2 separate regions of the Mus musculus genome follow, and region 1 is linked to region 2. Evidence: chromatin loops called from intact Hi-C (ENCODE). Cell type or tissue: left cerebral cortex. All regions are shown on one strand. Links, peaks and the distances in the headings refer to the core of each region. The heading gives the core; the rest is flanking DNA.

Region 1 (5,369 bases), core at 52-5,051, 53 kb after region 2:
GGGCCCTGCATCGAGGTCTTGGGTTTGACTTGAGCCTCTCTTGTCTGTTTGAGTGGTTGGCCCTCTTAGCTTTAAAGCGAGGACCATGGTCTACGAAGTAGAACTCCCCACCCTGTGGTGGGAAGGCTCTGTTTTTTTGTTTTTTTTGAGACAGGGTTTCCCTGTGTAGCCCTGGCTGTCCTGGAACTCACTCTGTAAACCAGGCTGGCCTCAAACTCAGAAATTCATCTGCCTCTGCTTCCCAGCTTACATGTGAGTTTAAGACATGCTTTGTGCTGGCCCAGTGGCTCATGCCTCTAACTCCAGCACTTGGGATGCTGGAATAAGAGGATGCTATGAATTTGAATCCAGCCTGTGCTTTATACAGCAAGTACCAGGCCAGAGTGTGACATAGGCAAGACCCCATCCCGAGGAGGGGGGTGAAAAAAGGCAGGCCATTGTGTTTCAAGTGGCTCAATTGTTGTTACTAGTGTGTGGTTATGTTTCAGTCCTGCAGCTGACTGATTACATCACAGCAGTGGTTTCTCTGAGAGACAGGAGGGAAGGAGGGAGTGGGAGAGGGGAGCTGAGGGGATGGTCATAGAGAAGTTCCCTGCATGTTTTCATGAGCACTCTTATGTTAAAGAGTTTCTAAACAAGGCCTGGTGGCCAGCCTGGGCTCTGTGTACTGAGCTCATGAGTTTTGGCAGAAGAGGAAATGAGGGCATCTTGTGAGCCAGTCAGTGCTGCTATCTCTGCAGGCAGACTGACCAGTGTCTTTCTCAGTTGCCGTGGGAAGAACAAAAGCACTGTCCCGGGAGGCAGTACAGTTGCCAGCTATTGTAGGGCACTGCTCTCTAACTAAAGGAGAGAGCGTCCAGGAGCGCATGAGGCAAGGAGGAAGGCATGGCTGCTGCTGCCGCTGCCGCTTTTATCCGTTTCGTATCTGCGCCGGGCACCTGGAAGGGTTTCAGAGAGAACACAAGACAGAGGCCCACACTGCGGCTCAGTCTACAGCATAGCATGTCCCGTGCCCAGGCTCGCTCAGGGTGAAATCCCGACTGAGGGCTCCATGCATAGATGCCGGGTCCCAGAAGCGTGAGGAAGAGGAAGGAAGGTCTCCCCAGTGATGCATTGTCCTCTTCCTCCCGCGCCCTCCCTAGGGCTTGTGCCTGGCCTTGTCAATCTGGGGAATACCTGCTTCATGAACTCGCTGCTGCAGGGCCTGTCTGCCTGCCCTGCGTTTGTCAAGTGGCTGGAAGAGTTTACCACCCAGTACTCCAGGGACCAGCAGGGGCCACACACTCACCAGTGCCTGTCCTTAACACTGCTGAACCTCCTGAAAGGTACTGGGGACCTGAGGGAACGACCATTTTCAGTGTCTAGCTGACAGAATAAGAGGCTTAGGGGAGCCACTTTGTAGGAAAAGACGTTGTGGGGGAGGGGTGTGCACTGAGAACCTAAGAGACAGCATCAGATTGGGAAAACAGTTGTATTTGTTGTGTGTGCACGCAGCACACATAGGGAGCTCAGGACAACGTTGGTTCTCATCTACTGTCTGGTCCTGGGGACTGAACTCGGGCTGTGAGGTTTGGGGGCTGGTGCCTTTACCTACAGAGCCTGCTCACCAGCCCTACTTTAAAAAAAAATTAAAAATGGAACTATCTATTAAAAAAAAAAACAACTTTCAGTTTAATAGGGGGTGGGGAGGGGAAGGGAGGAAGGGGGAAGGGGAGGGGAGAGGAGGGGAGGGGATAGCTTGACCTCTCCTGAAGGTACTTTAGCAGCATTCAGTGAGCCCGTGCAATGTGGTCAGGTCTGCCAGGCCTGCTAATCTCACTGCCACAGTTAGTGTCTGGGAAAAGATGTGGGCACTTTTTTTTTTTAATTTTTAAAAGATTAATTAATTTAGTCATTTTATGTGTGTGAATACACTGTGGTTATCTTCAGACACACCAGAAGAGGGCGTCAGATCCCATTACAGTTGGTTGTAAGCCACTGTGTGGGTGCTAGGAATTGAACTCAGGACCTCTGGAAGATCAGTCAGTGCTCTTAACCACTAAGTCATTTCCCTAGTGCTGGGATTCATTTTTTATTCATGTGTATGTGAGTCTGTGTGACCCTTCCTTTATCTCCCACTTGAGCAGCACTGAGCTGTGCTCCTGCACTGTGGTCAGAATGGCAGTCGCAGTCTGTGGCCAGTGGGTTCCCTGTTGTTTTGTTTGTTTTTGTTTTGTTGTTGTTGTTTTGTTTTGAGACAAGTCTCACTGTGTAACTCTGGCTGTCCTGGAGTTCACTCTGTAGACCAGGCTGGCCTCAAACTCACAGGGATCCTCCTGCCTCCGCCTCCTGAAACTGGCATTCGAGCCGTGCATCACCACACCCTGCTTAGATGAGTTTTACTGTTCATGTATCTGTGTGCATCTCTGGGTATCCATGGCCCTGAGAGGATGCCAGGTTCTTAGCTGGAGTCAGAGGTGGCGAGCCCCCTGATGCTGGTGCTGGGCTCTGAACTCCAGGCATTGTGTCAAACACTGCGGATCCCTCCTGCCCCGAGCTGCCTAACTCGCTAGTGACACTTTTTCAGCATCCAGGCTGTGTGTGCTTAGCCTATGGCTGCTTCTGTGCTTCATGCGCAGAGCACACTGTCCTCAGGGAAAGGAGCTGAGCGCTGGTGTACACAAAACTGTGACTCCTTAGCAGACCCACCTGCATCTTTCTTTTGTTTATGTTATTCGTCATCATCATCGTTGTTGTTGTTGTTACTTGGGAAGGGATCTTGTGCTGCTGCCAGGACTGGCCCCACCCTCGTGGGGTCAGGAAAGCCTCCCACCCCAGCATCCTCAGTAGCAGGGACTATGTGTGGCCTATGCACTGTGCCACACAGACTTTTCTGTTGGTTGGGCTTTATTGTGATTCTAAAGTGAAGCCTTCAGCTGCCCCTTCAGCACCTGGTGGTCAAGAGCACACAAGCAGGAGCAAAGGCTGCAGCAGTGGTCACCCTGGTAGTGAGTGCCTTCCAACCTTGAGAACTATGAGTTCAGACCATACTCAGCCGGCTTATAACATCCCTCTTTATCAGATGGTAATTTGTAACTTTCTGAAATCTTAGATTCATTCAACAAACATGACTTGCTCACTCCGCACTGTGTGAGGCTCCAAAGAACTTGAGAGAGCTGCAGTGTCACTTGTCATACTGTCACCTCTGCATGCATGTGTGGCACTTTCTTATGCTCTGACTCAGTTGTCTTCCTCTCTTGTACCCAGCTCTGTCCTGCCAAGAAGTCACCGAGGACGAGGTCTTGGACGCCAGCTGTCTGCTGGACGTCCTGAGAATGTACAGATGGCAGATCTCGTCCTTTGAGGAGCAGGTGAGCACTCCGACAGCAGGAGACCTGGGAGACAGACGCCTTTAACCTAGGGACTGGGGGAAGGGGTGCATGGACACGTATGCATGGGGGTGTGCACACGCCATGGGGATCGAGCCCAGGGCCCTGAACATGCTAGGCATGTCTTCTTGTTAGATCTCCTGATGTGAGCAGAGAGCCAGCGTCTCACTGCTGTCCCCACTAGAGAGGACACAGCACTTGTCACTCAGTAGGTAGACAGACGCTGGCACTGGGGCATTAGACAGTGGCCAAAGGGAAAAGCTGCTGGCTTCCCACTGATGCCCTCGGGTCGGGAGAGAGCACGGTTAGTGTGAGACGCTCTTTCAGCCCTCACCCTTGCTTCAGAGGAGGCTCAAACTGTCCCCAGACCTCACAGCCACGGGCTTCATTCGGGATCTTCTGCCCTCCCTTTTGCAACTTCACTGTGGTCTTTGGAGTCTGCTGTGCCGCCCTCCGAGGCCCAGGCCAGCAGACTGGGGCCCTGGGGTGAGATGCTCCAGCTGCACGCACCTTCCCCAGCTGCTCCTCCTGTCTGCTGTCAGCATCCCGACCTGGACTGAGGCAGGGAGGCAGCCCCTCCGCAGCTCTGCACGAGGCTGGAGCGGGAGGGTTCTGTCGCTTGTTCTCACTGATCTGCAGCCCTGTGGCATGTTTCCATCACGAAGTGTGTGACGAGTGTCTCTGTGACGAGTGTCTCTCTGAAGGTTTATCTCACTGGCTGCACTTGCGAGCTAGATGTGTTTCCGTCTCCATTTGGAAATGACCCTTAGCTATTGCTCTGACTCAGCCATCTTTCCTGTGTCTCAGCTGAGAGACTGGCTCCAAGGACATTGTGACTTTTTCTAAGTTCCACCTTCTGTCAAGGATGACTTATACCAAGTGACCCTTGGGTCAGTGCACAGCAGTGTGTGGGCAGCAGCGGTGCGGCCGCGGGAAGGAGGGGAGGAGGGGGCGTCTGTGTTCTCTTGTTCTTCAGCAGGCAGAGCGCCTGCTCTTGGCCATGCCCAGCACCTCAGCATCTAGTCAGTCCTGACCAGCTCACACTGACAGGCAGTCCACTCTGTGTCTAAACCAGGAGCTGTAGGAGATACACTGGCTCAGTCATTCCTGAGTGTTACCTGGGTGCACCCCCATGACAGCCTGTAAGGCTCAGAGAAGCAGAGTGACTTCCCTGTCACCTGCTGTGTTGGCAGCACTGAAGCACACACTCAGCTGCTGCGGTAATTTCTTACCCCAATAATCCGGCATAAAAACACACAACCAGTTATTATATTTATAAGTCATATGCCTGGATTGGGCAGAGCTATCACTAATCTATTCCCCAGCTATGAGATCCCTTGTTATTTGCGGCTTCTCCAGGCCACGTAGTTCTGCTCCATCTTCCTTTCTCTTCCTCTTCCTCCATCCTCTCTCCCTCCTCCTCTCTCTCTCAGACCTCCAGTCCCACCTTTCCCTTCCACTGTGCAGTCATCAGCTCAGCCTTTACTCGACCAATCAGAATGGGGAGGGTCAGTGAGGTCACCTGAGTGCAGCTCTTGTCCTCATGGGGGGGGCGGTCAGGAACCTGGAGGCAGGAGCTGATGCAGAGGCCATGGAGGGTGCTGCTTACTGGCTTGCTCAGCCTGCTTTCTTAGAGAACCCAGGGCCACCAGCCCAGGGATGGCCCCACCCACAATGGCTGGGCCCTTCCACATCACTCTCTAATTAAGAAAATGCCTTACAGTTGGATCTTCTGGGCACATTTTCTTTCTTTTTCTCTCTCTCTCTTTCTTTCTTTCTTTTTTTCTTCCTTTCTTCCTTTCTTCCTTTCTCTTTTGAGACAGGGTTTCTCTGTGTAGCCCTGGCTGTCCTGGAACTCAGTCTGTAGACCAGGCTGGCCTCAAACTCAGAAAACCACCTGCCTCTGCCTCCCGAGTGCTGGGATTAGAGGCGTGCACCACCACTGCCCAGCTGGAGATATTTTCTCAATTGAGGTTTCTGTCTCTCAGATGTCTCTAGCTT
Region 2 (5,369 bases), core at 306-5,305:
TGGATGTTTTAAATCTCACGGTGGCCATTAGCAAGCTGAGGGATGGGGGAGGGGCACAAGCCACTTCATTGTTTAAGGCACATTGGTGGCTTTGCTGAGCCCTATGGTGGGGCGAGATCTTTGTAAAGGCTTCGGCAGATCTCCGTGATTTTGCATGTAAAGACTGTCCATGCGGTGAGAGAACCACCTAGTGGAGATGTCGTTTAAAGGGTAAATCAGAGAAAGAAGTCTGTCTGGGTTGCTCAAAGACAAATGTGATGAGGTTTGTGTGGAGTTGGAGCTCGTAAGGAGAGAACTAATAGAAAATGAAATCGTGTGCTAAGACTTCTGGAAGACTCTGCAGCCTGAGGAGTGGTCACAGAAGATGTCCGATTTGAGCAATACAGGTGAAGATGATCAAGCTGTCCTAGGGTGGGGAGTCTCTCCCTAGACTAAGGAGGGTCTATTTACCTCCATCAAAAGGTTACACTAGTGGTGGAGATGGTTTGCTCAGCCAGGAACTCTCTGGGCAACTGGGTATGGTGGATGGAGACTCAACAGCTACAGCCACATCCACAGTGCCAATCCAGGGCTTCCATGACCCAGTGAGCCAGCAGGTGCAGCTGCAGAGAGCAGAGCCTTGGCCCCGGTGACCCTGAGCAGGTCTGAGCAAATTAAGTCAGGCTCACTGAATAGGTCAGACATAGAGAAGAGTAGGGAGGCTTCGGGGATATGGAAACATAGTATCTCAGAGAGACTGACCAAGGGTTAAGGTGAGCTAATTAAGTAGTGCCTCTGTGTACCCAGCCTCCACCTCTGGAGGAAGCAATTGATACAAATGGATACAAACAGATGGCACATGTGCACTGTATTAAACCTCACCTAAGTTTGACTTTAGTACCGTCTCAGTTCTGAGCTTCTGGGCTCTCCTGACACCTGCTGAGAACAGATGACAGCAGACATTCAGGTCATCTTTGTGATGGGACAGGGTTTCAGGGATTTTCCTGGTCACGTTGCCTTGTCCTGCCTAAACTCTGGAAAAGGTTCAGACATGTAGATGACATAATGCTAAGCTATGAGTGGTCCGCAGATTTGGAAAGCCAAAGGAGAGGCAAACAGGTACGGGGGTATTTCCGTTTGCCTTACGATCCTACTAGGGCTCAGTTAATTGAAAGAAGAAAAGGAGGTTGTTAAAATGATAACTGTGAAGAAGTCTGAGTCCAAAAGGTACCCTACATGGATGGAAAAGGACATAAGCCTCTTCGAAGCCATAAGATTACTGAATGGGAGCCTCGGTGACTAGGGCGGGCTACCTCCAAGTGAGCTATGGACCAGAGGAGCCCCTCAGGCCCCTCAAACCATAAAGGCTATTGCTACTGCTGTTGGCTCTGTGCAAGAACGAGACAGTAAGACCCTATCACTGAAGATACCACATGCTCGGACTTTGACTATAGGGCATGGAGAAATTAACCCGGAGCGAGCTGGAAACTCCCACTCTCCTGGCTGGCTTTCATGGTGTCAAAGGAGCTAGGCAAGCGGAGAATGGCCACCAACATTCCTGCTTGCCTATGGACCTTGTGTGCTGAAATACAAATGTGCCAGGCATGATGTGTCTGCTTGTGCAATAGTGGCTCAGCTGTCGTGGGTAAGAACAACTGCCTTCTGATTGGATTTAAGACCTGCTCTGCAAGAGGGAGTTCGTATCTGGTACTGCAATCCAGGATAAAGATCTATGGCTGGGAAGGTCATAGGATACAATGGAGAAGCCACTTCTATGGTTTTTCTAGACGAACGTGACGTTCCTGTCAATCTGCCTTCCACACGCGTGTTTATGCCTATAGATCATTATTGTGCCTTTTTGACTGGTGAAGCTCCCAAGATCAAGTGACTGTTACTATGGCATGCTAGCCTGTTTCTTAGCCATAGGTGGACAACTATAATCACTCCTTTCCAAGGCTCAGGGGTCCTTGGAGAAGATGAGGCAGAAAGAATTTAAGAGATGGGGGAAAGGGTGGAGTGTTGTGTAACAGTTTTCTCCAAGACTGAAACATTCCACTCTACAGGGAAGCTGCTTAAGCAGGAAGATAAACAGCTCCGTGTAGCTTCAGGAAGTCCCTGAAACTTACAAGACTCACTGCACCTCGCCCCTCCCCAACCCCCTCCCTGGAGTAAATGGTAAAATCTGAGCGTTACACTGAGAGGAGCGAATCCAAGCTGAACTGTGAGGAAGACTCCTGAGACCAGCTGCCTGGAAGAAAGAGAGACCTACTGAGCTGCCGGAAAGAGGTTTAAACCAACTGGAGCACCTGGAAAGGACACTTCTCCAACCTCTTGAGCTGCCTGCAGGCTGTTCAGTGTGCTCCAAGTCCCCAGATTTGTGAGCTGTCACCCTACCTGGGGTAGCCTTGATGATGCAACTAACCATCTTGGAGTCATTTCTGCACCTGTAAGTAACCCCTCACCCCTATTCCTATAAGTAACCCCAATAAAACCAAGATGGACTTGGGTGGTAAAGGGACCCTGGCCAGCTTGAATATGTTGAGTGTGGCTCTGGCAGGCCTTGCCCTTCTCCCCCATTCCCTCTGCCTTGCTAAAAACCCTTCGATTACATTCCTAAACTAGCCTCGAAGGTCTGTTCCCTTATATGGCCACTTCCTCCTCCGGAAGCTGACTTCCAAGGTCCAGCTATCGAAGTATTAAAGTCCAGCCATCAAACCCCCCTTTGGCTCACCTAATTAACATACCCAATCAAAACTTCTCACCGCACCCTGGCCCATTCTAACAGAGTCCTCCCTTTTTCTCTTAAAAGTTACACCTGCGAGGTCATTTGCCTGCTGTTTTTCTCCAGAAAGCAGCCACTTTTAACTTTTCTTGTGAAAACAGGTCCTCCGGTGTGGTTTGTGCCTAATTAAGGGTTCCAAAAGGGAATCCTGGCTGTGCAGAGGTCTCCTTCAGGTGGTAGCTCTACTTTAGTCTGTAGTGGGATCCCAGTCTGGGGTGTGTAGGTCTCCAGGACAAGTTCTGTCACACAACACCTGGTGTGCTCCCCTCCCTCCCTGTACCAGGGACTTTGGGAATGACACATCTCCCAGCCGCTGGGAAGAAGCCTTTCTTCATGAGGTGCCCTGCAGCCAATTTGGGGTGTAGTCTTTTCTTTGATCTAGTCACTTGTAAGTCTTCATTTACTCATAAGCTTCCAGAAGTTTCTCAAAGTTTCTGATTGTTTGAAAGTATCCTTCCTTTGTTTACAAGCTCTGCTAAAGATTCCTATCACCTCTGCGCCCCTCTGCGCTGTTTTCAGGAGATTTGTGAGCAGACATTTAGGGTAGCGAACATCTGCTGTAGCATCCAGGGAGGAGGAATTTGACCTGAGCCGCTACAGTTCCTCCAGCCACCAGGGGGCGCTGCTCGGTGGCCAGTGGTCCATATGCAGGAATTCTGGGAGCTGGGCTACAGTTGTGCCACAGGTCACCAGCTGCTGCCGGCCCAGATTGTTGGCTGTGTTCCTGTTAATGGCCTCTGCTTAGAGCTCCAGTGGTTTTTTAATTCCTGGATTGTGTGAAATCATGCTTTTCCACTCCAGGAAAACGTGTCGGGTGCCAACTCAGATAGATGTCAGGAGAAGTCATCATCGGGAAGTCAGGGGAGGGAGTGGAACAGGTTCAATGAATTTCCAGAGGCAGGAAGCCACGCCTGGGTGTTAGATCCTCATGGTCAGTCCCCCCTTCACACTACACTCTGTCTGTCATCCTCCTGCACAGGATTTGACTTCGTCAGTTCCTGTGGGAACTGGACTGGTGCCAAGCTCTGACTTCATAGGAAAATGTTTGTTGGTTTGTTTGGAAGCCTGGTGTCAGGTACTTGGACTGTCACTTAGCTAAGGACGACTCTGAGCTTGCAATCCTCCTGCCTCCAGCTCCTCAGTGCTGGGGTCACAGGTCTGAGAGACCACACTCGATTTGTGGGTGCTAGGGATCAAACTGAGGGCCTGCTGGGCAAACTTGAAGGTGGCCAAGTGTCTCGTCTGCAGCGATGCAGCCTTTGACAGGGCATGTGTAGAGAAAGGAACTGATGCAGAGAAAGGATCAGGGTCTCCCCTGAGATCACAGCACAGAGTCAGGATTCAAACCGAGGCCTTCTGGTCTACAGAGACTGTGATGTCGCCACACTGATTCATGGTGAACCTGCCCTTCCTAGATTGTCTCTCCAGACTGTCCCGAAGGAGCCCCAGCAGAGAGTTGTGATTGTAAAGTTCATGGTATATATATGTATATGTGTGTGTGTGTATGTATGTGTATATATATATATATAAATATATATATATGTATATACATATAATGCATACATATCACATGCTGTGTATATATGTGTATGCTATGCCACCCCTGGCACTGATAGTCTGAGGAATGGATAGGCTCCAGCTTGGACATGGAATGGAGCATGCAGAATATCCTTTTAAAACCAGCATTCCAGGCCAGGTGTGGTGGCACATGCCTTTAATCCCAGCACTCAGGAGGCAGAGGCAGGTGGGTTTCTGAGTTCGAGACCAGCCTGGTCTACAGAGTGAGTTCCAGGACAGCCAGGGCTACACAGAGAAACCCTGTCTTGAAAAACCAACATAAATAAATAAATAAATAAATAAACAAACAAACAAAAACCAGTATTCCCATTACAAAGGAAAGATTGTTCTAAAAGTTGAGAAGGCATTGAAGCTGCAGTGGTCTTTGCTGACATCATGGAGTCTGTGGGGGTGGATTTGTGTGGACTTGAGTTTAGCATCTTCCACCGGTCTTGGCTCACAGAGAAAAAGCTTTCATGCCGGGACTGTTCAAGAATCCCGTAAAGTTTTTTTTTGTTGTTGTTGTTGTTGGTGGTGGTTTTGTTTTTGAGACAGGATCTTATTCTGTGGCTCTGGCTAGCCTAGAACTTACTATGTAGACCCGGCTATCCTCAAACTCTTATAGAGTTCCATCTACCTCTGCCACCCAAGTGTTGGCATGAAAGGCTTGTGCCTCCACAACTGGCCAAAAGTCCCACACTCAACCGCAACAGCTTAGTAACTGCTGGAGGCCATGATGTATGGATGTTAACCGGGCCATCAAAGTTGGGTCTGGCTTGTTGTGACTTCTCTCTTAGGGCCTTTGGGCACTGCTGGTGCTGCTGTTAACTGAAGGATACTGATGCTGCTGGTGTTCTGTCCCACGTGGCTTCAGGTTCCAGAGGCCCTGCACGGCCATCCCCACATTCCAAGGCAATGAGGACACAGAGTCATCCCCCTTATCTCCAGGGTGCTGGCGCTGGTAGCTAGACCTGAAGCTGTTCAACTCCCTCCTACATAAATGATGTCGTATTTGATAGAGACGGGCATGCTCACATCTCGGTGTGCTGTA

Evidence for each region. Peaks named below come from ENCODE experiments on the same cell type or tissue, not always from the same donor. Only the 100,000 strongest peaks of a DNase experiment are listed, where the experiment ranks them.
Region 1: it touches region 2 in a loop (2.1-fold over the local background); 7 of 42 quality-filtered maps call a loop at or near these places.

The regions. Positions count from the first base shown.
Region 1 is chr5:114,102,502-114,107,870 of GRCm38, forward strand. Usp30 (ubiquitin specific peptidase 30) reads left to right here. Exons shown (of 13, transcript NM_001033202.3): 3 at 1,143-1,325; 4 at 3,247-3,350. Among named protein-coding and RNA genes, the nearest start is that of Usp30, 4.9 kb to the left of the region's middle. In left cerebral cortex, for the core only: a CTCF peak has its summit at 1,974 (motif pointing right); DNase peaks (open chromatin) are centred at 472 and 692; H3K27ac peaks cover 637 bases.
Region 2 is chr5:114,048,928-114,054,296 of GRCm38, forward strand. All of the region lies in intron 6 of Svop (SV2 related protein), which reads right to left. Among named protein-coding and RNA genes, the nearest start is that of Gm16108, 14 kb to the right of the region's middle. In left cerebral cortex, for the core only: a CTCF peak has its summit at 3,377 (motif pointing right); DNase peaks (open chromatin) are centred at 3,434 and 3,715.